6 separate regions of the Homo sapiens genome follow, and all the other regions are linked to region 3. A link is an interaction called in ENCODE POLR2A ChIA-PET data of the cell type or tissue named here. Cell type or tissue: MCF 10A. All regions are shown on one strand. Links, peaks and the distances in the headings refer to the core of each region. The heading gives the core; the rest is flanking DNA.

The links. Peaks named below come from ENCODE experiments on the same cell type or tissue, not always from the same donor. Only the 100,000 strongest peaks of a DNase experiment are listed, where the experiment ranks them.
Region 1: POLR2A ChIA-PET joins it to region 3 with 15 read pairs; 2 of 35 experiments call an interaction of 5 or more read pairs at or near these places.
Region 2: POLR2A ChIA-PET joins it to region 3 with 10 read pairs; 2 of 35 experiments call an interaction of 5 or more read pairs at or near these places.
Region 4: POLR2A ChIA-PET joins it to region 3 with 11 read pairs; 2 of 35 experiments call an interaction of 5 or more read pairs at or near these places.
Region 5: POLR2A ChIA-PET joins it to region 3 with 34 read pairs; 2 of 35 experiments call an interaction of 5 or more read pairs at or near these places.
Region 6: POLR2A ChIA-PET joins it to region 3 with 11 read pairs; 2 of 35 experiments call an interaction of 5 or more read pairs at or near these places.

What each region holds. Positions count from the first base shown.
Region 1 is chr3:189,907,767-189,912,898 of GRCh38, reverse strand. No RefSeq gene overlaps it. Among named protein-coding and RNA genes, the nearest start is that of MIR944, 80 kb to the right of the region's middle. In MCF 10A, for the core only: no CTCF peak of the experiment used is centred there; DNase peaks (open chromatin) are centred at 3,088, 3,588 and 4,078.
Region 2 is chr3:189,353,709-189,358,840 of GRCh38, reverse strand. No RefSeq gene overlaps it. Among named protein-coding and RNA genes, the nearest start is that of TPRG1-AS2, 120 kb to the right of the region's middle. In MCF 10A, for the core only: no CTCF peak of the experiment used is centred there; DNase peaks (open chromatin) are centred at 2,750 and 3,300.
Region 3 is chr3:189,823,196-189,827,195 of GRCh38, reverse strand. The region is part of intron 4 of TP63 (tumor protein p63); the gene reads right to left. Among named protein-coding and RNA genes, the nearest start is that of MIR944, 4.7 kb to the left of the region's middle. In MCF 10A, for the core only: no CTCF peak of the experiment used is centred there; DNase peaks (open chromatin) are centred at 2,085 and 2,435.
Region 4 is chr3:189,390,526-189,395,657 of GRCh38, reverse strand. No RefSeq gene overlaps it. Among named protein-coding and RNA genes, the nearest start is that of TPRG1-AS2, 150 kb to the right of the region's middle. RefSeq lists an enhancer at 841-1,050. In MCF 10A, for the core only: no CTCF peak of the experiment used is centred there; DNase peaks (open chromatin) are centred at 1,837 and 2,477.
Region 5 is chr3:189,935,321-189,940,452 of GRCh38, reverse strand. No RefSeq gene overlaps it. Among named protein-coding and RNA genes, the nearest start is that of MIR944, 110 kb to the right of the region's middle. RefSeq lists enhancers at 2,004-3,203, 4,492-5,132. In MCF 10A, for the core only: no CTCF peak of the experiment used is centred there; DNase peaks (open chromatin) are centred at 2,732 and 4,052.
Region 6 is chr3:189,662,250-189,666,249 of GRCh38, reverse strand. The region is part of intron 1 of TP63 (tumor protein p63); the gene reads right to left. Among named protein-coding and RNA genes, the nearest start is that of TP63, 33 kb to the right of the region's middle. In MCF 10A, for the core only: no CTCF peak of the experiment used is centred there; a DNase peak (open chromatin) is centred at 1,749.

The sequences.
Region 1 (5,132 bases), core at 612-4,611, 85 kb before region 3:
CTTTCAGAAAGATAATATGCTCTCTATTATTAAAAAAGCACCATATTGCTGCTTTAAAAGGAAAAATAAACTTACAAGTTGAGCTGCAAATGGACACCATTGTCATTATCATGATTAACAACAAATGACTACTGAATACCTAGAACATGTAGGCAGGGAGGTGAAACTTAAGGAAGACAAGACAAAAGAATTTATTTCTTTTTCAACTGAACTTCTAGCACATATTATTTCTTTTCCCTTATGGTTTAACCCTACCTACTTTGAACTTTTGAATTATTTCACTCATTCTGCTTTTCTCAAGCAGAATTGTCTAGGCATGAATGTTACCATTAAACCTAATTTTACACCAAAGGGTTCTCTTTGGTGTTGGTTTATGCACAACAAGACCAATGGAGATGGGCAAGAGAAAGAAGTCTAAGTTGACTACCAAGTTAATGGATTAGGTAGATGAGAAGTATACATTTATGCTAATTACTAAAGTAAATGTTGCTGGATGACATTTTAAACCCATAATCATTTTTTCCCAGTAATTTATCTATATGTTCCCATACTGCTTAATCAAAGTAGTGGTTGATCAGGAATTATTGCTTTAAAAAAGAGAAATTTTCAAAGTACAGTTACAAAATTACTTGCTAGTGTTTTTCTGGAGTTTGGTTATAAATATTTAAGGTTAGCTTAAATAATTTAGGCAGAAAAAATATATTTGAAAGATGAGAGTTGGCTTCCTCCAGACCATAAAAGCTTTCCTCACTTGGAAAGACAGAGTTATGATGCAGAGATGAGAAGATAGGTATTGGTAGATACTGGAGAGAAGAGTCTTGCTTCTTTTTTCAAGAACAGAGCCTTAAGAAAGTAGCAAGACTTTAATATGTCCATATTGCATGTAAGCCTAGGCAGGAAGAGCCCAAAACAGCACCAGAGAGATTCCCATGCTTCTAAGCCTGACATAGAGCTGCAGGCCTTGAATGGCCATGGCGATGAGAGAAAGAAGCCTTCCAGAAATGACACTAGTGGATTAATGACTAAGGAGCTGATGGGATTATGGAATCCTTAGTGTATGTCTGAGTGGACAGATGGCTGAGTGGACAGTTGGCTGAGTGGATCTGAGGCGCCCTACCAGAACTTAAAAAGGAAGAAAGCCTGAACTGACCTAGAAGCTTTTTATTTTTTACCACATTGGTGCAAAAAAAAAAAAAGAAATAGAAATTAAGTCAATATTTAATAAAAATAAAGAAAGGTAAATTTCTTGCACATTTACGTTTGTGGAGTGAGGTTCATATACGTTACAAAAGGAAAAAAAGAGTAGGTGTGCTGGGGGTGGAAAGCAGTGTGAACTCAGCATGAATGAACCATGATGAGTTTGAATTATCTATGGGAAAGTCAAGTGCTACATGCAGAGTTTCTAGAATACGAAGATTTGTAAGACATAATCACTATCTTTTAGAAGTTTACAGATGGCCTATAAGGATGTATTCTTTAAAAGATCAGTGATAATCCCAGAGATGATGTGCTAACTCTAACAACTGCAGAAGTAGTTCAGATGAGAGAATGATCATTGAGGTTTTCTAGTGAGGAAAGGCCCCACATAGAGATGAGACTTGAACTTGGCCTTGAGAGAAATATAACACTTAAGCAAATAAAATAAATCAGCAGTTATGTGGTAACAAAATTATGCATGGTATGTTTGAGGGACAGTGAAGCCTGGTTGTGTCAGGGCAGGTGGTTCTCTTATGTTAGAACATAGGTAAGGCACGTTGGAGTGCTCTACCTGGTTCAGGGAAGAGGAAGTATGGAATACTCAGCTACAGAGTTGAGCTTTAATTTGAAATCAAAAGGCAGCCATCAGAGGTGTGTGAATGGAGGGAGTTTCTGTGAAACAGGATATTTCAAAAAAATAAATTCCCTACAGTATGTAATTTTGCTTCTAGCAAATCAGGCACAGTTATATAAGATCATCCTAAAACAGTTATTCCAATGAGAGAGACTATTCCACTAAAAGGCAGAAAAATTAAAGTTACAGACTAAAGGTAAAGAATACCCGGATGGTGCATTTGTAACCTTATGTTTATATTAGAGATGGCTTATGTGGACTTGATTTGCAACTATTAGAGAAAATTACTCTTATTGTCTGAATGACAATACTGACACATGAATGAACCAGTAACCTATGTTTACTATTAGTTTGGTTTGCTCACTGAGCTTGAGGATTCTGTGAGCTCCAGGTCTGTTCCTCGAAAGTGGTTTGCACAGATGCTCCCATGCCCTGTGGCAGCATATAGTCAAAAGTGTACTCTTTACAAACATAACCAGGTTTGTTCCTCTCTACTCAGAATCCTCCAATAATTTTCTATCAGTCAGGTTAAATGAAATTTCCACTGTTTACCTTGGGTTACTTGACTCTATGTGATCTAGTCTGTTCTCTGCCACTGTCCCTGATTTTGTCTCCTAATACTCTTGGCCTGCCTCACAAAACTGCAGTCATACAGGGCTTCTTCCTATTTCTTTAACATTACAAATATATTCCCTCCCAGGGTCTTTGCTTTCATTGTTATCTTTTCCTGGAACTCTACTCCTAAGATATCTTATCCTTTCCACTTATTCAGGTGTCTGCTGTTCTACCCAGAGAGGAATTCCTGGACTTCATATCTAATCATTGATATCCTGAATTTCATCTCTAATCATAGCCTCCATCTTTCACTCTACCACTCATTCTGTGTTTTGTTTTTTGCCTTGCTTCAGTTTTTTTTATTGTGCTAATCAGTAACTGACATTGCATTAAATACTTATTTGTGTGCTTATTGTTTATGTCCCTTGCTAGAATATAAACTCTGTGAGGCCAGGGTCTTTAACTAAACCCTCTGTAATTCCTGTCCTCGAAGAGGCTCTGACACATAGAAGGTACTTGATAAATATTTGTTGTATAAATGAATAAATAAAGAACATTATTATTATTCTTATCATTGTTCATAACAAGTATTTACTGAGACTTCGTCATGTGCCATGACTGGGTTATTAAAGGTTGTACTTGCTTATTTCATTCCTTTCTCACAGGCACTGACCTACCTGCTGAATCATAGACAGGTGAAGCAACTTCAGCAAAGTCACTCAGCTAAAATATGGATGAGTCAAAATTTAAACCTGGAACTGTTGAACTCCAGTGATCTTGCAATGCCATATAGTATATGTAAAACCACCATGCTGTATCATAGAGTATATATGAAAGCATTAGTGCGATGTCTGTAAATTAGTAAATGAAGGTAACTCTCTTAAATATAGATCCCCTTGTTAATATTAATTTAAAAAATTGGGAAATGTAGCTGATAGGATGCTATTGGATTAAGGTTTAGATATTCTAAGATCACGTTTTTCTAGATAATTTTTTTTTCTTAAGTATGTTCCCTGGGCTTTGGTATGTTTCACTTCCAACAGCCAGCAATTGTGATGGTTCTTTTTCGATGACTGCCCCTGGGATTTTTGGAACACACAGGAAACTGAGAGTTCCTAAGAGTTTATATGTCCCTGGGAGAGCCCTTTACCAATGATCGGTAGGTACAGGATTATGACATCCCAAGTTTCCCAGCCTCAGGTTGAGACTATTTTGGGAAACTTGACATTTCATAGTTCAGTGTCAAGTTCAGGCTGAAGCTATTGTCTCCCACCTTGCTTGACACTGTATTCTTGCTTGTGTGGCTTCTTCCTCTCTCCTGTCCTGTTTCTGTCACTATTTTTTCATGGAGAACTTTGTTATTAAATAACTTGTACATTATGAATTTTTTTCTGGGTCCGATGGTAAGCAATCTAACCTTAATTAGTAAATCATCCAGTTCGTGTGATTGCCAATGAGAGTACTATGGCCACACCTTAATTTACTCTTCATGGGCATCCATGCCTTTCTTTCCATTCATGGTCTTTCCAGACTTGCAAATGTAAGATTCATACTCACTGGAGCCAAGTGTTAGGGGAGACTTACTGTAAAGAAATAGCATTTGTAGGAAAATCACCTTGGGTGTGTATAGATCCTGGTTCTTTGCATTGTGAAGCTCAAGCATAGATTTGCCCTAACTCACTTCCTCCCCACATTCCTGGCTGATAGACAAAGGCAGGGAGGAAGGAGGAGCTGAGTCACTGAAGCTTAATTCACTTTTCTGTTTCTTAGCCCCTAGAGCTTGGTTTAATTGAAGGTGGTTTCAGTAGGATTAACTTTGCTCCAAAAAGTGTGCTTTTGGCTATATTGGAGCAGCATGACTATTTAATGTCTTTGAAGAACGTAGGTATTTGCTAACTTTGATGGGACTACCTCTCTAAGTGGGCCCACAGAAGTCATCTTCCCCTGTATCTTCTCTGTATCTTTGTGTTGAAAATCTAGAAACAGCAGTGTATGGGTGCAGTGGCACAAGCTAATGGCATCAGATGACCAAGGTAGGCACTCTTTCTAGAGACCCCAGTGGAATTCCCAAACACTAAGAGGTTTAGAGAAAAACAAACTGGCCTCTGTATTTTATAGGACCTGAACAGTGAAGGCAGGTTGCACTCTTCACCTAATATTCTAGGGAACAAATTTCACTCTCAGGATCCTCCTAGTGTGCTCTTGCTTGGCTGAAGCTAAACTGGAGCATGCTTTGTGCAAGAAAATTAAAGAAACATGTAGGAGTGTTATTACCATGGCATGCCAGGAAGAGTATTGCACAGGGTGTGAAGAAGAGACATGAGAAGTCACTGGAGGTCAATCACTGACTTTGCGACCTTAGGAAAATAACTCAAATTATCTGAGTAACGGCATCCCCATCTGTAGAGAAAAGCAGTCACTATGAGTTCGCTGTGGTCAGCATTCTGCAACTTCATTCTTCTCTCGTAGTATCCAGTGTTTCTGTGGACAATGAATGGTCCCTGTATCAGCTAGCCACAAAACAGAAAACTAGGAAACTCACAATTTGCTGTTCACCCCAAGGCATTGGAGCCTTCCTGCTTCTCCCACATGTCTTCGTGTAAAACCTGCAAGTTACTCCAGGGGTAATTGAGCAATTGTCTAAATATTATGAGGGGTGGCTAGCCACACTAGCGAGTTTTAGATGTTTAGCTGAGTTGTAGAGTACCAAGAAAACAGAGTTTTTCTAAAATTCTGTAAACCTTTC
Region 2 (5,132 bases), core at 643-4,642, 470 kb after region 3:
TGTAAATCTGAGTGCCCTCTATCTTATTTAATCCTCATAAAAATGTGAGAAGGTGTCATGGTAAGAATTGTTACACCCCACTTAAGGGATGAAAAAACTGAGGCCATGTGAGACTAGGGAGCTGGTCTGGATCTTACAGGTGGAAAGCGCAGAAACAGAACTCTGAGTTCTAGTACGTTGCATTTTGGGTTACAGCACAATGACAGACCACAGCTACCAGGTCGGGGATCACAGAGATGTGTCATCAAGCCTCAGTCCATGTCACAGGACAGAAGGCTACGGGAGAATTTTCAGCATGCTCTGGGAAAGATGAAAAGGGGCGGAGACAGTTCCTCAGGTCATAGCAGTAGTCTAATACTCATGTGGTCTCCTCTTACCCCTGAGTCCTAGGTGGATTGGAACAGGTAGTGGGGCCCTAGTCATTCTTCCAAATGAGGGAGGAGGGGAGAACAAAACACAGAAGACAGCAGTTCATCCTGGTGTCTGCAATTATTTTTTCTTCTCTGGCTCCTTTTTTTCCTGTTTGTAAATGGACCAGGGAATCACTAAGCACTGACTTCTGCTCATTCCACTGGCCCTGGGCAGTCAGCTTTAAAGGAGTCAGGGCTCTCCACTTCCCCTTTATTACAGCCTCCTCAGTTACAGGGGCCATCGCTGCCTTCCCTACTCATTCCCCACCACCAAGTGCCACACCATCCTTCTAGTTGTCTACGTGAAATGAGTTCTCATCATGTTGTTCTGTCAAAGTAGAACTCATGGTCTCATAAGTACACACCACTTTTTTCTCATGGTCTAATGAGTCCACATCACTTTTTTTTTCTTTTTTGAGACAGGATCTTACTCTGTTGTCCAGGCTGGAGTGCAGTGGCGCGATCACTGCTCACTGTAACCTCAACTTCCCTGGGTCAGGTGATTCTTCCACCTCAGCCTCCCAGGTAGCTGGGACTACAGGCGCATGCCACCATGGCAGGCTAATTTTTTTGTATTTTTTGTGGACACAGGGTTTAGCCATGTTACATAGGCTGGTCTTGAACTCTTGGGCTCAAGTGATCCACCTGCCTCAGCCCCCCAAAATGTTGGGATTACATCCATGTCACACTTTAAAATACATTTCAAAAATACAATATAAATAACTATGTTAAATTTAACACTTAATGGACATTGATTTTTTCTATAATGACAAAAGTCCTCTTTTTATAAGCAAGTTTTACAAATGCTGGGACTTCATATTCTTAATAATAAAACAAACAAAACATTTTTAAATAGCCAAAAGAGAAAGGAAGTATTTATAGTAACACAGTTCTTGAATTATTCAAATGCTAGTTGAACTGAAAAGTTTGCATTGATTTTCAATAGAAAGCAAAATTATTTTGCAGTTATTCCACTGGTGCCTTAAAATGTCAAAGATCCATTCTTTTACTTTTTTTCATATGTCCATATTTATTGGCCATCAAAACTCCATATGTCATGTGTTCATACACACGCACACACACACCCCCTTGGACATGCATGCTATCATAAAATGCCAAGATATAAATGCACAAGAACTAATCAAAAGCTAAAAATGCAGGAGCTGATTATCAACTCTCTTTTCTATTTATATAACCTTGGGCTTTTAACTTTTAACACATCTGGTCCTTGGTTTCCATGCCAACACAATGGATACAATACTCTCAACCCTGCTTCCTTTACTACATCACAGAATTTTTGTGAAGATGAAAAGGCATCATTTATATTGAATAGCTTTGAAAACTATATAGCATTTTACATCAGGCATTTTTATTATGGTTATAGTTATTTCCTTTTTTGATATTTTCCTGCTTCTTATAATGTGAACCTGCCATCGTACTGGAGATGTTGCTCTCTTTAACTGTTTTGATGACCAAGAAATCGATGACCATTTAACTTCAATGAATACAAAAATCTTTTTGTTATTATTATTTATTTTCTCAGTTTCTTGTAATTTGTTACTCTTGTGTCATTGTTTCAACAATTAAGCGTGCCAAGCAATAATCTTATTAAGAAGATTCAGTTATAATTGTGTATTAATTTATTAATGATTTAAAAAGTCCATTTTTCTTTTTATTCATCTTTCATTATGCTGTGAATTTTTGTTTTTCACTGAAAATATTATATTCAATATTTTAATCTGAATTTTTGTTCCTGCTATCCCATGCTGCAGCTTCCAGCACCTGATAGTAAACATAACACAGATATATATATATATATATATATATATATATATATATATATATATATATATATATGGAGAGAGAAAGAGAGAGAGAGTAAAGGAAGCAGGAACTACTAGGGGCCATCTTAGATGTCAGCCTGACACTCATCTTAACCCACTAAATTAGCAATCAGACATATACACATACAAAAGGTGAAATAATACCCAATGCCAAAAAAAATTAAAATTGTTTACTTATACAGCGTTAGCAACTGAGGAAGTCATTTCATCTCTCCGAGCCTCAGTTTCTTCTTAAAATGATAAGATTTATCTTATCATAACATATATAAAATATCATTTATCTTACTAAAATAGCTACTTTATATGCCTTACAGGTTACTGTGGGGAGTGATTATGACAATAACTATGAGTGCAACTGATAAACTGTAAAAAATGAGAGAATTTGTTGCGTGAATTTGTTGGCCCTGGTGGTATTGGCAGATAGACCTAAGCCGGGACTGGGGCTGGCATTCACAAGTCCATGAATCATCCTTCAAACCCTCAGCCATAAAGCAAAAGACAAGCCCGAGCTACTCTTTGATTTGTTGTGGTTTTGTGCTCTTTAAAGCCACACCCACCACATAAAGAAAGCAACAACTTACGAGAAATTTATTTAAAATGCTTGTTCTATTGAGTATAGCAACCTTAGGTCCAACCCTTTGATGATTGGCCCAGGTTGATTTTGTTAACAGCTTGCCTTGGGTTTGCAAAATTGCCCTTACGTGACCCCAGTGAGTCTTGATTCAGCCTCAAACTTTAATGAAGACAGAAACCTTACACATTAGGGCAGAGAGCCCTGTCCTTACCACCTCCAATCAGCACAGCTTGGGCTTCCAAAACTACACAAAAGATGTTAGTGTTTCATCAGTTTAACAAGCAGGCAGAGGCACCCAGATTTCACCCTGGATTCATTACCATAACCCAGCTTAAGAGCACAGAGACCACAAAGCTAATGCTGTGTGTGCTGCAGCAGGTAGTGCAGTAATCCTCAGCTCCTGGATCACTGTAGGGCCAGGGAAATGTTAAAAAGCACAAGGCCTCGGGTAGCTCTAGGGGAGCTGCTGGAATGTTGTTTATCTTCAGAGGGCAACAACTGGTCCAGTATTTCACAACAGGAAGGTCTGTCCTGGAGCTCAGACATTGAAGGCTTAGAGAAGCAAGGCCTGAAATAACCCCCCTTCCCCTCTGACTTCTATCTCCCCACCCTGCTGAACCCCCTCTCCTCCCAACACTTCAGATTTAAAAAAATAAAAGGCACAGCCAGGGCTACAACCTTGAAATAGATGTAGCTTTCTGGGTAGCTTGTAGTTAACTTAATACTGTAGCTGAGATGGGAGACCGCCTGATGCAACAGGACTTTAGGTGACAGGGAAGCCAGAAACGAAGGCCTTCTTTTATTGTCTTAACCCCTTGCTTCATAAAAATTACCCATTCTTATTCATCTGTGTTTTTAGTTTCAAAATTTTCTCTCTGAGCTCTTGTATGAAAGAAGGAACTGACTATGATTTAAATTCTAAAATAATAGGCAATGCCTAGTAACTTTAATTTAGCTCCATGTGATTTGAGGGAGTTAATTCAACAAAGTCCTAATAAATATTCCTATGATCGTGCACAATCAATTTATCTCTCCAAGACTCTGTGCAAACAGTCAGAGAAATGACAATAGCCTATATTTGGGCCCATAAACTGAGGCAGTTCTGTGAGCTCTGGGGATCCTCTCAATCTCCTTGGCAGAGAACGCTGGGAAAAATCTCAATGGTTGTATTCCTTAATGTGGTGGAATAAAATTGTTGCTGAGAAAGAAGTATTTATATACCAGACTATGGGGATGTTTCTGGGCTTTTGGGAGGTTATAATAGGGAAACAGGCGGGGCTCATGCCTATAATCCCAGCACTTTGGAAGGCAGAAGTGGGAGGATTGCTTAAGACCAGCCTGGACAACACAGGAAGACCTCATCTCTACAAAAAATAAAAAATTAGCCAGGTGTGGTACCACACACCCATAGTCCCAGCTACTCAGGAGGCTGAGGTGGAAGGGTCACTTGAGTCCAGGAGGTTGAGGCTGCAGTGAGCTATGATTCTGCCACTGCCCTCCAGCATGGGTCACAGAGTGAGATCCTGTCTCGAAAAAAAGAAATAGGTAAACATTGGTCTGTAACATTTATGATCAGTTCTTGCCACCTCAGCTGCTTTTGTACAACCGGCCTTAAGCTGGCTCTTCTTTCCTATAAAGAAGGGAGAAGGAAGAAAGCTGGATCCAATAAAAAATTTCTTTTTTCAGGACATGTCAGGATGAGGAAGCACTTTACCTGAAGACAGATAATGATTCTTCAAGAAAAATGTAACTACTTCATTCCAGACTCTGTCTTGGAAATATTTAACCCCTAGTGAGCACTCTAGCAGGTCATAGTACACCTACTTCTGCACAAACTGACAAATGAGGTTATTCACTTACTCAGCAGGCAACTACCACGCCCTGTATTCATAAGAGATGAACAATACTCGGTTTGCACTCAGAAAGGCACAGAAAGAATAAATATGTAAAAAGTCAACTCTAATATCTGGCAAAATAAACTGTGGCTACAAGTAACTGGTGATAGTGATAGAATGCAGAGAAAAAAAAAAAAACAATTCTGACGGTAGGTTTCAAGAAGAATTTCATGAAATAAACACCATTTGACCTCCACTTTAATGGGCAAGTAGAATTTGATAAGGAGACTACAGATGTGAACACATTTCAGCTAGAGTTGACGCAGCAAAAGCAGAAAAGTGTGAAAGAACTTGTGATACATGCGGAAAACAATGAGTAATTATTTGAGACTATCCTGGATTGCTGGCCACACCCTTACCAAAGCCTCTAGAAAGACTTCTACTTTCAAACTGCCCAGCACACCTATGA
Region 3 (4,000 bases), core at 1-4,000:
CAGTTTGCCCTTCTTGACTGTGAGCTCTTTGAGAAAGGGCTAACTTATCTATTAATATAATTACCCAATAGTGTCTAGCCTTAATAATAACTAGCACAATTTATCAAGGCCCTGCTCAGTGGCAGGAACTATATTATGGGCTTCATATATTGAACTTTCAAAAGCCTTCAATGGAGATTATTTTCACCTCACAGAAGAGAAAATTGAGTCTCAGAAGCATCAGGTCACTTGCCTAGTCAACCCAGCTAGTCAACTGTGGAGTTATATCTGTTTTTCTTCAATGTGTACCTTCCAGTGCTTAGAAAATGCATGTTGAAACTAAAGGTGCTGTTCAGTGAACTCTAACATTTGAGACCTCATAGTATGGGGCCTTCAACTAAGCCTCAACAAACGCATCTTGGGACATGTGTGCACATGCATACCATACAAAATTACAAGGCACCAGTTGGAGAGATCCTATGAGACTCATGCTATGCGTCCTCTTAGTTACACCAGTTTCGGTGGTTAGTAATTCTGAAGCTTATAAGGAGATAGAACTGAAAATATTTCAAGCCAAAATTATTAATACTGAATTTTCATGTTGTGGAGCTCTACACATATCCTGCAACTTACTGATAAACAATCCTTTCAGTTTTTTAATTGGGATATTTCACTCAACTCCTGACTTTGGAATAGTTCCTTCGTATTCTATTTTACGAATATTTCCCTCAAATAAAAACTGTATGTGTCTTGGAATGCCAGAAAGTTAAAAATAAAACAAAAAATATACACAGTATCCCTTCCTAGAGAGACTCATTGTTTACATCACGGTGTCCATAAAATCATTTTTCAAGTAGTATAAGCAAAAGGGAAGTTAAATTTCTGGATGTGGACTAATCAATGCCTTTTCCAAGAAGCTCATCAAATATAATCAACCTACCTTCATTTAAGAGACAAAATGCTTCTTTTGAATTTTCCAAGTCAGAGGATAACATTTGTCCTTGCCTTAGTCAATACTTACAGTGGGCTCAGTCAGTATGTAAAGATTTGGTTTTATGAACTAGAAAATTTTAATTACACTAATTTCCCCCATGGAAGCTCAAAAGATTCATTTAGCTAAAAAGAACCATAAAACTTTAAGTTTTAAATGTCCTTAATATTTTTCTCACCATTTCCTATTTTTTTCTTCCCTTTTCTGCCCTGTCCTCCATGTAGCTCACGTCCTTCTTCAGAGAAAGAAACAAGGAGCAAGAAGCAAGTGGGGGAGAGAGAGAAGGAGGGGGAAGGGTGGAGAGGCTGCAGGGAAGAGCAATCTTTCTTGTAAACTCTGAATACTGGGTACAAATTACAGCGCATACCCCTAACTTTCTTTCCAAATGATGTGTTGAGAAGTACATGACTACCATAAAATATTATTTTTTTTAAAGCACGTGGATTTAAGAAGATGCATTAGCACTACATAAGCAATGGCTGTTAAAAACAAAAGAGAAGGCTTCCACTATCTTTCCTAAAAGGCATTTCCTATTATGTGTAAATATATGATAAAGGGAAAGAATAGAGAAGACACAATTAAAAATCATGTTGTTTAATAGATACTGATATTATTTAAGCTTATTCTTTCTTATTGACGTCCATCCCCAATTCTGTTATTTTATTTTTAATCAAGTTTTGAGCAATACCTCTGGGTATTTTGAAGCAAATATCCATGTATTTCCCTTTTATTCTTTGCATAAATTCTCTACCAAGAACATTTAAAAACGTGGAAAGCATAATTTATTTTTGCCTGCTGCTGGATTAATCGGTAGACTCACGAATGATTGCAGATATTCCTAATACTTTTCTATCTACTTCATATTGATAACCATTTTTATATCACTTAGCTCAATATTGGCACTGCTCAAACTCCAACAGGGTGTATAGTTTAGCCACCACGCTGTGAATGTATATGCCTATTATATGAGGAAATAACATTTTAAGGTGATTCCTCCAAAACTTTATAAATCATTTTAAAAATTAGACATGTTTGAACAGGCACTAACACACAAACAGGTCTTGGCTGTATCTCATGCAGAATAAGGGTTTGTTGCAGATGTTCTCCTGCAAGCTACATCTTGCCTATTACAAGAACATTCATCTCCCAAACACACCATTTTACCTTCTTTGCCAGAAGCAAAACAAAACACACGCACAAATCAGAGAGCTTTTATTACTATTATTTTTAATTCTGAAATTCTTCCACTTATTCTATATCCTTACAGAGGAGAGGAACCAAACATCTGATTTCTAAAATGCTGCTGTCTGATGATAGCTCAGTTTGCTTTCCCCCTGAACAAGCTACTGATATTAGGGGAGTCTAACCCATGTCTTTTTTTTTTTTTTTTTAAACCTACAAAACCGATGCCTGGGCCAGCACTGACTCATAAAACTGGAGACATTAGCTCATGGCAATGATTCAGTCGTGAGAATTCTGACAAGGGCCTCTCCCTCCCTGGTGCTTTAAGAGGAAAATCGTCCTGAGTAAGTATGGCTTGTGATCTAGGCACAGATGTTACTGTGTCTGTGATCAAGTATTATAAGGAAAGGGGCAGTGCCGTGTGACAGCAGCCACCCTAAGGAGAAAATCACTGTCTTCACAGGAAAACAGTTTCACAGCAGCCCCGGCACAGCCTAATTGGAAAAGTCCAGGCTAGGCACGGTGGCTCACTCCTGTAATCCCAGCACTTTGGGAGGCTGAGGCAGGTGGATCACCTGAGGTCAGGAGTTCAAGACCAGCCTGGCCAACATGGTGAAACCCCAACTCTACTAAAAATACAAAAATTAGCCAGGCATGGTGGCAGGCACCTGTAGTCCTAGCTACTGGGGAGGCTGAGGCAGGAGAATGGCTCGAATCCGGAATGGCTCGAACCCAGGAGGCAGAGGTTGCAGTGAGCCAAGATTGTGCCACTGCACTCCAGCCTGGGTGACGGAGCGAGACTCTGTCTCAAAAAAAAAATAATAATAATAATAAAATAAATAAATAAAACAGTCCTACAAAAAGGCCCTGGGCTCCCACGGCCAGCCATTTCAATCAGCCTGGGAGAAAAATATGAATTTTATTCACTGGACTGCTTTGGTTTCTCCTCAAGGAGAGAGGAAAGGCAGGTTTCCTTTGAAAGGATCCTCTTGAAACGATCAAGGTTTGGGGGGCTATTAGGCTTTTGGCATTTATTGCTAGGTGTGAGAGAGAGAGCATGAAAGGAAGTCTTGAGATTAGGCTGGATAAGAGTTATCTCACTGAACCAGCACCTTCATCTTGGACACCAGGTGAGAGGATACAAATGTTCATTTGGCAAGACAGAAAGCTGAAAGGTATACCTGCTGCCTCTATCCGAAGTCTATCATGCGGTTTGCATGATAGACTTCCTAGTTTACAAATCACTTTCACCCCATCATCTCATTTAATCCTCACAATAACCCTTCAGGATAGGTAGCATCATCCTCATTTTGAAGACAAGAAAACTGAGGCACTAGGGAGGAAGTGATTCGTCAAGGTCCCAGCTAGAGAATGGCAGCCAAGCCTTTAGGACAGACCTGCTCTAGTAAAATAGCTAATCATTTTGGCTCCTTTTCTGGCTCTCCATTCCTCCTCCCTACCTTTCTATCTAGCCCTTTGGAGTAGTGACTTCAGCAACTGACTCTTGCCCTATCTCACCTCTGTCCTTCCCCTGGTGAGTGAGCCACATCACCGACTGAGTGCTCAGCTCCACAGTGTGCGTCTGCATGCCGTGGCATTCTCCAAACTGCTCTCCTTTACTGCAGGCCCCTCCAACCAACCGCCATCTGCTGTCAGGTTAATCTACTTTATATACCGATCTGAAGAGGTGCTGAAAAAGTATGCAATGTCAGCACACTGCCCATGCGATAGAGTTAAAAAGCCTTACCCTACATAGGCTGGCCCATCCTACCTTTTAGCTTCACCCTATGTAGTTTCCTACATAGAACCACAGCTTCAGAGAGAAAAGAAGAGTCACTGTCCTGGGGA
Region 4 (5,132 bases), core at 511-4,510, 430 kb after region 3:
CAAGGAGAGAAAACGCATTCCGAATAAGGGATCACCATAAGCAGAAACATAGTGACTTAGAAGAGCATAGGGTGTTCAGGGAATGGCAGGTAATTTAGTACAGCTAAAGAAACATATGGTAGACAGACATGGAATGAGGCTCAGGAGGCAAAATGTCCAGGATTTGGAATTTTATCCTGAGGTTACAGAACCATGGAAGGTTTTATACATTGGGGTAATTTATTGGTACTGCATCACTAATCCAGCCCATGTTAGGGTCAGGATGACAATTAAAATGCTATTGCAACCTTTCACAGAAAAAAAATGATGTGGGCCAAATCTAAGGGCATAAAATTGAGATTAAAAAGACAATTTAAGGATATTGAAGAGGCAGAATCGATAGAAATTAGCAAACATTTGGAGGTGCAGAGGCTGATGAAGAAGAGAGTTGAGGCTCACTGAGAAATTTTTGGCAGAGGCAGCTTGATGAACAAAAAGTCTTGCTAAAGGATAACTTTAATTTGATCATCCTTGAAATTGCAGAATGATATAATTAAATTAAGGGATACCAAAGCATAAGAGAAGTGGAACTGAAGCTTCATAATGAAAGTTTTATCTACACTTCCTTTGTGAATTACGCTTTAACAAAATAAGAGCAACTCTGAATTTTCTAAACGTTGACTTTCCCCAAGTAACAGAATGACCACTGTCAACTCTGACAATCCTAGTTTGACTCGGAGCCTGATATGTCAATTTTCCTTGCCGTGAAGACTCAGATATGTAATTTCTTTCTAAACATTGTGAATAATTAATTCTGTCTGACTAATGACCCAAGATTGGGTAAACGAGAAGAAGAGGAACATTTACTATATAATAGATTAAGTGAGGTCAAGCAAATATGTTTAATGTGAACACCTGCTATTCCACACATAATGAGTTATTTTAGAAGTTTCAAGTTGAATGAGCATAAAAGCCCCTGCGGAAACAGAAATATCTCCACCCAAAACGGTCTCTCTTCTTGCTACACTCTGGGATCTTGCTCTGTTGCTGAAAATGAGCTAAACACAAATGTGACAGTGTACTGTTGGCATTATTCACGTACAGTACAGAACATTATTAAAATGTGATCTTTGCCCTTCCTTCTTTCTCTACATTTGTTCATACCCCAACCTATCTTCTGCTTCATCCACAATTTCAACCAAGCTCCAGAATTCAGCTGTATAGGCTTTGTTTGACTTGAAGGCACTGTTTTTCAGAAAGCTTCTTATACCTGGGCCACACTTTACCTGTGAGGAGTCTCAGCACAGATTGCTGGGTTACTGGGAAGGCCCAGGACTGAAGATCAAGGGATCTGAACTACCATTTTTCCATCTCCCCTCATCTCAAATTTTTATTTCTTAAATTGGAAACAGTCATTACTCAGCTGCTACATCATAGTAAAAACTAAATAGAATTATATTTTAAGATATATTTTGTAAGCTTAAAATGCTATACAAATGTGAGAGATTAAAATTGTCATCCAAGCTTTCTTAGCCAGTTTATATACTTTGTCTTAATTATATTAAAGTTAACTTCACTGTCTTCATTTGTATTATGGGGATAAAAATATTGCATTACCAGAGTGGTTAAAAGAACAAAATGAGTGTTGCACAAGTCTTGGATGTATTAAATGTTAAATAAAAGGTGGTACTCTCGGTAGAAGTACTGGTATTATCAATATTATTCTTATCGATCCATTGCAAAGCAATTGGTGTTTGATCCTAGCCTGTCTACAGGACACAAACGCCCTGGTTGCTGAAGACTCTGCAGAATAGATTGCGCAAAGGATATGATGCAATTGCACAATGTATGTGTAGTAGTACATTGCTCATTTAAATAATAAGTGCAGCCCAGGTCATGGCCTTTGCTTTGTACTAGTACAGCATTACCCTCTGCTAATACGTAAAGCTTTATGAGGCAGCAAGGCTAATCTTTCTTAGGCTCTTAGCCTCAATGAAATGAGGGCTCAGACAGTATCCTGTGTGCATTTTAAGCCATCACTGTCAGTGAACTTAAGCTGTTACTTCTGCCCCTTCCCCTGAAGATGGGGTTGCTACAGGCAAGTAAGTATCATTACCATTTCAGGTATGAGAAATGCTTAGCCTGCCTTTGATTTTAGATCCTAGAACCTGAGAACTGAACAAAACTCTAGAGGTCATTTGGCTCAACCCATTAACTGTCCAGAAGATGAAAGTAGGCCCAGAGAAAAAGTGACTTGCCAAAGGTTAAACAGCTTTTATCAATGCAGAAACCAGGCAAGATTTCCTGACTCCCATCTAGGGCTTGCTTGCTACTTTATTCTTCACTAGTTTAATTTGGTCTCCATTGGCCAAGACCACCTCATTGCTGGCTTTCTGAGGCCAAGCACCTGGGTGGTTTCTTATCTGAGTATTGGACTGCAGCCAGGCATGTGAATGGACAGGGATGGCTGACTCAGACTTTGGAACACTTCATGCCTAAGGGGTAAGGTACAGCCTTAAAGAAGGGTGTGGGCTCTGGGCGCTTCCCCATACCTCCAAAGTTGTGTCAGCATGACTGGCTGAGTAAGGGGGAAGGAGCATGGTCTCATCCTGCAGGGCTCCAGCTAATAGATTCTGGGACGTAGAGCAACTTTGATTACTTAGCCAACTTGGGATATGTTTAACACAGGTAAACAGAGCAGTGAACTAGCAGGGAGACAGTGCAGAAAGAGTGAAAAAGCTTTCTTATTATTCATGCATTTATTCATTTTTGCAAGAGGTATTTATTACACAAATATTCCAGTCTACACAACCAAGTAATATGACCCATATTCTCAAAAATTTTATGGTGAAACATGAGAGATGGCAACTAAAGAGCCAGGCTTTGGCCAGGCGTGGTGGCTCACACCTGTAATCCTAGCACTTTGGAAGGCTGAGGCGAGTGGATCACCTGAGGTCAGGAGTTCAAGACCAGCCTGGCCAACATGGTGAAACCCCGTCTCTACCCAAAATACAAAAATTAGCCAGGTGTGGCGGCGGGCGCCTGTAATCCCAGCTTTACGGGAGGCTGAGGCAGGAGAATTGCTTGAATTCAGGAGACAGAGGTTGCAGTGAGCCGAGATTGCGCCATTGCACTCCAGCCTGGGTGACAGAGGGAGACTCTGTCTCAAAAAATAATAATAAATAAATAAATAAGCCAGATTTTATGCAGTGAGATATGTGCCGTAACAGTGGTGAACACGAGGCATTGTAGAAACTCCAAAGAAGGCTGTATTGGGTGTGTTTGTATTGTGCATGTGTGTGGTGTTCAGGAAGGCTTTCCTGGAGGTGATGTCTGAGCTGAATCTTTAAAGATGCAGAAGGGATATAATGTCAGAGGTGTGAGAAAGCATGGTTGTTCTGGAAAATGGGTAATTCAATATGGCCAGAGAATGGAATCAAAAGTAAGGATTATTACAAGACGCTTGGCATGTCACTTTTAACTGGTAAAAATGGTCCACTTCACCTTGCTACTGAGCAAACAGAAACTTAGGGGGATTAAGCCATTCTCCCAAGACTACCAGAGATATCAAGCACCAAACCAGGATTAGCTCAGATCTTCATTTTTCAAATGCCTTTTATACTATAAACTCCGAAGAAAATATTTAAAATTATCTCCAAGGCTTCCTCAACTTAGAGAAGAAGGAGTAGTTTGGAACTGAAGTCCCATTTTCTTATGGAAACCATGGCATATATGTTGGTTCAGGATCCAAGTTTGTCCTGCACAAAGCAACTCAGCCCATAATGTACCTATAATACTTTACAAAAATAATTACAGTAACTGGCTGTCAAATATAACCAAGTTTGTATAAGAAAATGTGCTTCAATTTGGAATGCTTGAAAAATCTCACCCTCCCGAAGTGGGAGATAGACACTTGCAGATCCTGATTGACAGGGCCCAGGAAACCAGGGAGGATGAATATCCATGAAGAACATGACCATGGGATCCTGGGGACCTGAAAATTGTGGGGCCGAACATCTTTTCTAGGACAAATTCCCCAGGGACACCTTGCAGCCTGCAGTCTTTTGTCTTCTTATCATTTCTTTTCTTCAGAAAACCCTTCCATGATGCCACCCAAGATGTGGGACTATGTTTTTCTCCTCTCTGATGTCCCATAGATCCTTCCTGCCTGCCTGACACAAGCACCAAAAACTTTGGAAGTTCCATTAAAGACTAGAAACTATGAAAAGTTAAGGAATAAAAAGATATCTGGCCAGGTGTGGTGGCTCACGCCTGTAATCCCAACACTTTGGGAGGCAGATCACCTAAGGTCAGGAGTTTGAGACCAGCCTGGTCAACATGGTGAAACCCCATCTCTACTAAAAATACAAAAATTAGCTGGGCGTGGTGGTGGCGCCTGTAGTCCCAGTTACTCTCCTGAGTCTGAGGCAGGAGAATTGCTTGAACCCAGGAGGCGGAAAATGAAAAACAGAGTGAGGGAAAGTTGGCGTGCAGGTGCTTTTCTGTGTCTGAGTCCCTGAGGCCTCCTGTAACCACACTCCTGGGTGCTCAGGAGTAGAAAAGGGGATAGTGGAGAGAAAAACATAATTAAAAAACACATGGCAGTCCCTGCTATTACTGTCCTTTCACCAACGTTATCTTCCTGCTCTAACAATAACAACAAATATATATCTTCTGCTTTAGCAATTCCCCCAAAATGTTTAGCCACTTAAACATTTTAAAATACAATCATTAAATGTGAATCATGGATTACTTCAGTGTAAATACTGGAAGGAATCTCAGAGGTGATTAGTGAAACCTTTTTATTTTACACATAAGGTAACTGAGGTACACAGAGAGATCTGAGATTTTTTCGGGTTCACAAAGGGAGCGAGAGGCACGTGCAGAACCAGAATCTCTCACTTGCCTGACCCCAGACAGAGACACTCTGCTGCTCTGCGCTGCTATTGAAATTGACAGTCAACAGAGCATTTTCAAATGTATTATTCAAAAAACTCTGGGTTTGGCACAACTCAGATGGGTTAAAACGATTTTCCTGAAGCCACACAGTTACTGAGACACCTGTAAACAGACCCCAGATCTCTTAGATTCCAAATCCAATGCCCATAAGACTGTAAAGATGGCCATGTGGAGTTTTCTCCAAAAATGTTTAA
Region 5 (5,132 bases), core at 609-4,608, 110 kb before region 3:
ATGATCATCCCATCATCACCATCACCATTTACTCAACAGAGTTTTGTTCAGACAACAATGTTTGGATATTTCTGCAAATTATATACCTAAGTTGTTCTCTGCCTTTTGCTGCCAATCCACAATATGATACAAGACAAGGAATGCTCCAGCCAATGTCCTGGATAGAACATTTGCCCTGAGAGCTTCTTCGTTTCTACCTTAGACTGGGTTACACACTAAGAAGTATATAGAAGGGTCCTCTCTCTCCCAGAGAGAGCCCAGAGCTCAGAGCCCAGGAGTAAGTGAATGCCACTAGCCCTTGCCTTTTTCTTCCACAGCCTACCTGGTCTCTTTGAACCCACAGAAACAAAATTCTCTCCTAAATAGCGGGCAATTTATGGTAAGAAAATCTCAAGAAACCACAGGCCAGCAAGGCAAAAATGAAAACCCAGATATCCTTTATTCTTGTTCTTCTCCAACTAGCTTTCCCAGTCTGGAGAGGTATGCCCTAAAGGTGGAGCCATTCCTTTGACTCAGGGTGGACATTTTTTCATCTCCTCCAATCTTTGCCTGTTTTAGGTAGAGTTCTCTTGTTGTGATGTCTGGGCATCAGAGGAGAGGGTATGAGGCCCACAGAACAGGTGTGTTCAAATCATTAAATGGGAGATAATTTGAACGCAGAAAACTACCTCTTTTTTTTTTTTTTTTTTTTTTTTTTGAGACAGAGTCTTACTCTGTTGCACAGGCTGGAGTGCAGAGGTGTGATCTTAGCTCACTGCAACTTCCGCCTCCCGGGTTCAAGCAATTCTCTTGTCTCCACCTCCCAAGTAGCTGGAATTACAGGCATACACCACCATGCCCAGCTAATTTTTGTATTTTTAGTAGAGACAGGGTTTCATGATATTGGCCAGGCTGGTCTTGAACTCCTGACCTCAGGTGATCCACCTGCCTTGGCCTCCCAAAATGCTGGGATTACAGGTGTGAGCCACCACGCCGGGCCAACTACCTTTTATACTACAGCTAACTACTAGTGTAGGATGGTTGATGTGATGATTCCCTTGTTGCCTAGTTTTGTGGATTTAAATGATAGAAGAGCTGCTCATCTTACAGTCATTTAAGCTACCTCATCCCTTTCCTTTCTTAGACCTTGGCAACCTGAAAATATGGGCATAAAAAAAAGGATGGGGATCAGGTAAATAATTAATTCCTGCGGCTGGGCACAGTGGCTCATGCCTGTAATCCTAGCACTTTGGGAGGCTGAGGTGGGTGGATCACCTGAGGTTGGGAGTTCGAGACCAACCTGACAAACATGGAGAAACCCCGTCTCTACTAAAAATAAAAAATTAGCCGGAGGTGGTGGTGCATGCCTATAATCCCAGCTACTTGGAGGCTGAGGCAGGAGAATCACTTGAACCTGGGAGACAGAAGTTGTGGTGAGCCGAGATTGTGCCATTGCACTCCAGCCTGGGCAACAAGAGCGAAACTCCATCTCAAAAAAAAAATATATATTAATTTGTAAGACAGTCCCTTGATACATAGAAATCCTGGCAGTAGCTCTGAAGTTAAAGGGTGTATTTTGGTGTCTTTGTCTACTGCATGTAGACTAACTTCTTATCACATTAATTCTTGGTATTTAAGGTTTAACCTTCAACTTAGGGCATTGAGCTTCTATTGACATTGCCTTCAAATTTCCTGCCCTTCTGTAGGGGCAAAAATTAAGGACTAAGAGAAATTTTAAGATCTACTCAAGATCACACATGAAGTCATCAGAACTCCTGATTCTCTCTCCATTCCTGAACTACTCTTCCAGCCGTCTTGCTATCTCAGATCCTCCTCCATAAATAAACATTTTAATTGTCACTTTTTTACTATATTAGGAACTATGTTATCTAATAAAAATAGAAAAGAGAAACACAAAAATATTAATACTAGTTATATCTAGATGATGGCATTAAATGTCAATTTTTTTGTTTTTCTTCCCATATTTTCCAATCTTTAACACTGAACCATTTATTAATTTTATCCTAGATATATGTATGTGTGTGTGTGTGTCTGTGTGTGTGTATACACAATTTATTTCATAAGGCTGCATACAGTGGTATACAAAAGTCCTTTAAATAGTCAAAAGACATAACCCATCTGAGTATTATTGCTACTCAGTTATTATTCAATCTCTTGACCACTCTGCAAACTGTTAGGCTTTCTCTCAAGCTTTTTCTGGAGAGCAACCCTAAACAAAGGTGTTAGGTTCAAGGATACTCAGAGATGCAGTCTGCCCTCTTCTAGCCATTTAAAGACAAAGTCACCTCAGCCCGTGCTTTCCTGTCACCAATGCGAAATGTAGCCAGTAGCACAGTCGTAGAATCACATCACACTCAATTTCGTGCTCTTGAGGTCAAGGCCCAGCAGAATGAAAGGAACTGGCAGGTGAGAGAACCTTGGGTGGAGAATAGAGCACTGAGTCATTAAATTCTCACCAGATGTTAACTGGAAGGCTTCGGCCCACCCAGTAGCCTTAGGCAAAGTCTCTTGGCCATTGTTTTCCCATCTGTAGGCTCTAATGCTGACCAACCATCCCCTCTGGCACCTTATAAGGGAAAGCTAATTAGAAAACTCATCTTGCAAGAATGCTGCAGAGAGACCTTTCACACATGGAGTGGAACCACAGTGCCTTGAGGTACTGTGACTCAGTGGTGTATCTGACTTCCAACACCCAGGCCTGATCATTCTCCAGCCAAAAGGAGGGTGACCTATCCAGCAAAAGCCAGGCAAATTCCCACGGGGCCAGTCACAAGGATAGGGCACGGGAGTGGCAGGTCCTCACAGTGCCCTAGAAAGCACTAATTACACCCATAGTCTCAGGAAGAGAAGGGAAGAGGTCAGCCAACTCATTTGCTCATTTGTTTATTTTATTAGTACCTATCGTCTGCCCCTAAATATATTATTCCCTCCTCATGTACCAAGGATTGCATTATTTGCATGGGGAAAACAAAGATGAATCAGATAGCTCTGGCCCTCAGGTCTACTTAGAGGGAAAGATAAACCTTAAAATATTAAACACCTTGTAATCACTGCGAATGAAGGCATATACATGGAATGGAATAACATGGAATGACAAAGTCAGGTGTAGCTTAACTTGAGAGGGAAAGTGAAGGTTTACATGAGAATTAAATTAATTGTTAAGTGTAGAAAAATGAATAGGAGTTTGCCAGGCAGTGAAAAGCATGACAGCTAAGGGGATACATGTATATAAGTAAGTAAATAGGAACAGAAAAGATAGAATAAACAATCCAAGTGTTTAAAGTTCATTTCGTGCTCTAAACATTCCATAGATCTCAGCCATGTCATTCTCTAAAATTGTAATAAAAATTTTACCTCTGTTCACAGTAAAATTCTTATTTCCCAAGTAGTAGAGCACATTACAAGAGAGAGAACGGGAAAAAAGAGTTGAATAATCTAAGGCCTCCTTAACAAAACAAAACAACAAAACAAAACAAAACAACAAAACAAACAAAAAACAAACAAACCAAAAAGGTGCCGTGTCTTTTCTCCCAAGGTTCCAGGATGCTTTATCTTAGAAACAGTCAGAGGCCCTGCCCAAGCTGGCTCTGGGTTGTTCTTCTACTCCATCTGCCAACTTAATTATTTGATACACTTTTTCACTAGGATGGCTGGGAACCACCCAATAGCCATCTGTGTGTATGTGTGTCTTTTAAGGTTGCTATCCCTCATGTTTTATCTTCTGTTTTTATTTTTCTTATTTCCCAACTTCCCCTAGCCTTGGGTGTGTTCCTGTTTGGCCTCTGTGGGAGACACTCACGTGTCTCTCACTACCTTGTCAGTCTTGCTTTTTCCCCAATAATTTTCACCATTTCTCTCACCTCCTGAGACGAACCACTACAAGCAAAGCTGTGATATCTTTGCTCATTCCCTTTGCTTTGCTCTTATTTCTTCAGCTTAACATGACAAGGAAATAAAGTGCAGCCACAACGGCTGAGATGAAAAGGAGTTACATATTTTGGAGACAAGAGTGCCCTTCTTTTCCCTGGAGGCAAATGTGAGCACAGTGGTAGAGTCATCATCTTAACACATTGTTCTGTGCCCGGATCTTGTGTCATGTATAATGCAATAGATAGATTGTGCGGGCCTTGAAGTCAAACTCCTAAATGATTATGTAATATCATTCCACAGAGAAAGTAGAATCTCCTCAGGAGACTTATAAATATCAAGGTAGACATAGAAAGACCAGCAATGCCTTTGCAGAACATTCTTCTCTAGTATTTTGGTGCCTTTCTTCAGGAGCACAGATTTTGATGCATAGTCCATGGGCACAAACTTCAGCTTCTGTCCTGAGACTAGAAACGATCCACATGCACACTATTTTACTATTTTAAATTAACATAAATATGCCTTTGCCTGCAATTCCTTTCTTTTATTCTCAATGACACTACTGAGACATGAAGCCAGCTGGGCTTCTGGGTGGGGTGGGGACTTGGAGAACTTTTCTGTCTAGCTAAAGGTTTGTAAATGTACCAATCAGGGCTCTGTGTCTAGCTAATTGGGTAGGGGACTTGGAGAACATTTCTGTCTACCTAAAGGATTGTAAATGCACCAATCAGCGCTCTGTGTCTAGCTAAAGGTTTGTAAATGCACCAATCAGCACTCTGTCAAAATGGACCAATCAGCACTCTGTAAAATGGACCAATCAGCAGGATGTGGGTGGGGCCAAATAAGGGAATAAAAGCTGGCCACCAGAGCCAGCAGTGGCAACCCACTGGGGTCCCATTCTGCGCTGTGGAAGCTGTGTTCTTTCGCTCTTCACAGTAAATCTTGCTGCTGGTTTCTCTTTGGGTCTGCACTACCTTTATGAGCTGTAACATTCAATGTGAAGGTCTGCGGTGTCACTCGTGAAGTCAGCAAGACCATGAACCCACTGGGAGCAATGAACAACTCCGGCTGGACCACCTTTAAGAGCTGTAACACTCACTGTGAAGGTCTGTGGCTTCACTCCTGATGTCAGCAAGACCATGAACCCACCAGAACGGAGAAACTCTGGACACATCTGAACATCTGAAGGAACAAACTCCGGACACACCATCTTTAAGACCTGTATCACTCACCGCGAGGGTCCACAGCTTCACTCTTGAGGTCAG
Region 6 (4,000 bases), core at 1-4,000, 160 kb after region 3:
TGCTCTTTCTATAACTACTAGAGTTTTCAAGGAATTGTAAGAATAATGTTTAATAAAATCTACTCATTAGTTTATAATTGGAAATGTGCTTATTTATTACGTTTGATAAGTATCTTATGGCTATAAACAACCTCCCCTACTTAAGAAAGGCCTAAGTAAGTATTTGAATAACTGGGTTCTGATGTCTTTTCCTTTCCTAAGGAAAACTATATTTATTTTCAGTTAGATATTAGATATCCATCGTAGTCATCAGTACCCATTATTATACAAATATATATTTGCAGTGCTTACACTTTTTTAAAGTTTCTGGTTGCATTTCATGTTGACCCAGGTTCAAATAATGCTTTTATATACTGGAAGCTATAATTAAAGTTATGCTTAAAATTAAAAAACAAAAAAGACAAGCCTTTAAAATAGAAGTGCTAATAAGACCTTACATGAACTTTCCTAAATGTCGTGGCTGTAGGAATTAGCTGACTTTTATCTATAAAATGGGTAATTGGTGTATTAGTTAGGTTACTTTCTGCTGCATATAATACACACCACAATTAAAAGTGGCTTTAAAGAATATATTTTTCACATGACAAGGTGGCTGAAGTGTGACTCCAGAATTAATTAGTGTTGTGATTCAATATCATCATCAAGGATTCACTCTTCTTCCTGCTCAGCCATCCTCTGCATGTTAGGTTTTGCCTTCAGATATATCCCCTCATAGTTGCAAATATCAATAACATCAAATATTACATTCACTTCATCCTCAAACTACATATACTCTAATCTATTTGGGAATTTTACTCAAAACATACCAAACTAGGACCTGATCCTGACAAAAAGTAGCTTATCAGGTTTGAACACGAGATTATAATGTTGAAGTAGGGTTGAATTTGTGAATAGCAGAAGCTGATCAATATTTGTGATATTCCTCTATTCTCAGTGGCATGCTGACACATGTTTAACAACTGGATATCTGAGATAAAAATCCCTGAACCGTAGCATAAGTCAATTTCTACAGCATAAATACTCCCAACATGGCCAATTTTAAGCTACAAAAATTATGTCACTGAACACAGAGTGAAGAAAACCACGGGTGGTAGTACACTCTCATAAGGAGTCGTTTTACCATGCAAAGGCAGTAAGTGTAAAATAATGAGAACACAGGTAATAGTAAGATGTAGTAAAAGAATTAAGAAGTGATGAGTTTGGTTATTTATGCTTTCATTCTAATATTTTTACTTAGTTATAAGTCTATACAGTTTATTTTTTAATAATGGCTATATTTCACAATTGGTTTGTAAAATTCCTGAATATTTAATAACCAGATGGTATGAGCAGGTACAAGCTAGCTCCGATACAACACTGTCTCCCCACCAGCTAGATCTCTTCTGCTTTTAGTGAAATTATAGCTTTCTACCATCTACACACATAAAAGGCTATGGATTCTCTTAAACATTACATAAAAACAAATACTACTATTTCATTCATTATGAAAGTAGATGGAACTTTATTATGTTTAATATCCAAGCATACAATTCAGCAATAGTCAGAGAACACCAAAATATTTTATAAACTAAAGGAGAAATAAGAGGCACATACAATAAAGTCTTACTGTCACATTTTACTGAAATTTGATCTGGAGGAAAAAAAATAAAAACTGAAAAAATGACATCTTGAATCAACTAAGGCCAGAAGTCTTGAATTCTGAGTCACTGTTTTCTTTTTTAACTCAGGCTCTGGTTCCTGTGGGATTCAGATGTCTATGCAATGTGGCATGCTGCAATGCATGTTGCATCACAGAGCATTATCTTCCTCAGTTAGGAAATAGGATGGCAGTACCAAAGACCGACCATCTCTAGCTTTAAAGTTTGTCATTTTGAATGTTTTTGAAAAAATATTTCTATGTAATTTTGAGCATAGTACTGCCCTTCATATTTAAAATTTACAAAAGATTTTAGTAACGAGATAGGCATGCAATAAATTATGTCAGATTTATGTTAAATTTCTTTGCTGGGTATTGTGATATTCCTGTTGCTGTTCACATGTCCAAGTGCCTATTTTTACCAAAAAGCTCTTAAACCCTTTAAAGGCAGGGCTTGGGGGGATAGGAAAGATGACAAAAATATAGTTTAGGGGGAAGTCAGACCTAAGTTTTAAGTTCTAATCTGCAGCTTACTCTCTGTAGAGGTTTGGATAAGTAATGTACTTTTTCCCAGTCTCCATGTTTTTAGATATTTAAAATGTTTTGGAAGTTAATTACGCTAAAGCACTTAGTAGACACTCAAGAAATAATAGATATATATTTGTTTCTGTGTCCAAGGCACCTAACACTAAGCTTAACATATATTACAACATTATTATTTGCTAAATGCGTAAGTGAATTTAAGAATAAAAATGAAAGAATGAAATGGCTGGGTGCGGTGGCTCAGGTCAGGTGCAGTGGCTCATGCCTGCAATCCCAGCATTTTGGGAGTCTGAGGTGGGAGGATCACTTGAGGTCAGGAGTTCAACACCAGCCTGGCCAAGATGGTGAAATCCTGTCTCTACTAAAAATACAAAAATTAGCTGAAAATAGCGGCATGTGCCTGTAATCCCAGTTACTCAGGAGGCTGAGGCAGGAGGATCTCTTTAATCTAGGAGATGGATGTTGCAGTGAGCTGAGATTGTACTGCCGAACTCCAGCCTGGGTGACAGAGTGAGACACTGTCTCAAAAAAAAAAAAAAAAAAAAAAAAGAATGAATGAAATAAGCCACTTAAATTATGAATTAGGTGTTTTAGTTCATCTTGCCTGAAATTGTACTGAAATTATAGCAGCTCATCTTTGTGGACAGCAAAGGATAGCATAACCACTTTAAATGATTCTATAAGATGCTTTAAGATGATGTTTCTATAAATCTTTTCCTCTGGGTCTTAATTTCTTTCATTGATGAAAAAGAACTTAAATGGTAAGGACTCCATGGTTCTTGATAACTCTGAAGTCCTTCCAGAACCTATCTTATATTTTTAACTATAATCACTATTGTACAGAACTCAATGTCGTAAAAGTATTTTGATACTTACTGATATTTGTCAACAGTAGTCAGAGCACCATCTTCAAGGTCTCTACAGAATTAATACCCCAGCTACAAACATCAGTAAGACCGGAGGATCTTAACCACTTTGTGGGTAACTGATAATTTTAAAAATATGATCAAAACTCTAAAATGTTTATTTTGCAATAGTTAAATTTGCAAAAAAAAATTCAGAGCACTTATGAAAGCCACATAATAAGTTAAAATCACTTAATCTATTCAGACCACTTTATATACATAGAAACAAAAATAAGTCCCAGAAAGACTCTCTTAATCTTATATAAATAATTAGTGATCAAATTAGAATTCCAACAGTTTCCTTATCTTTGGTATGCTTCATAAACTGTAACATATATCCACAAATGTTTAAGAAACTAAAATAGAGGAAAGAACATGTTCTCTTCATCCCCATAAAAGACAAATTGAAAGTAGAGATGTGAAGTCATATATTTATTTATATTTTTTCTTTCAATGACTAAGATAAACAATCAGCCTATTTAAGGAATTGAAATACTGTACTATATATTTGAAACACAGAGCTAACCTAATAATTTGTTTTTTAAATAAATTCTACATATTATGAAGAACATAAACACTAGATGTTTATTCAGAAGATCTTCCACTCAAGTGTAGAAAGAAGCCTATTTGTTTAAAAATAAACTTTTATTCTGTGTGCAGATTAGAGGAATGTACACATACTTAACCATATAGCAAGTCTCAATAAATTAAAAAAAACTGAAATAATACCAACGATACTCTCAGATCACAGTGGAATAAAAGTAGAAATCAATACCAAGAAGATCTCTCAAAACTAGGCAATTTACATGGAAATTAAACAACTTGCTACTGAATGACTTCTGGGTAAACAACTAAATTAAGGCAGAAGTCAAAAGTTTTTTTGAAATAAATAAAAACAGAAACACTGCATACCAAA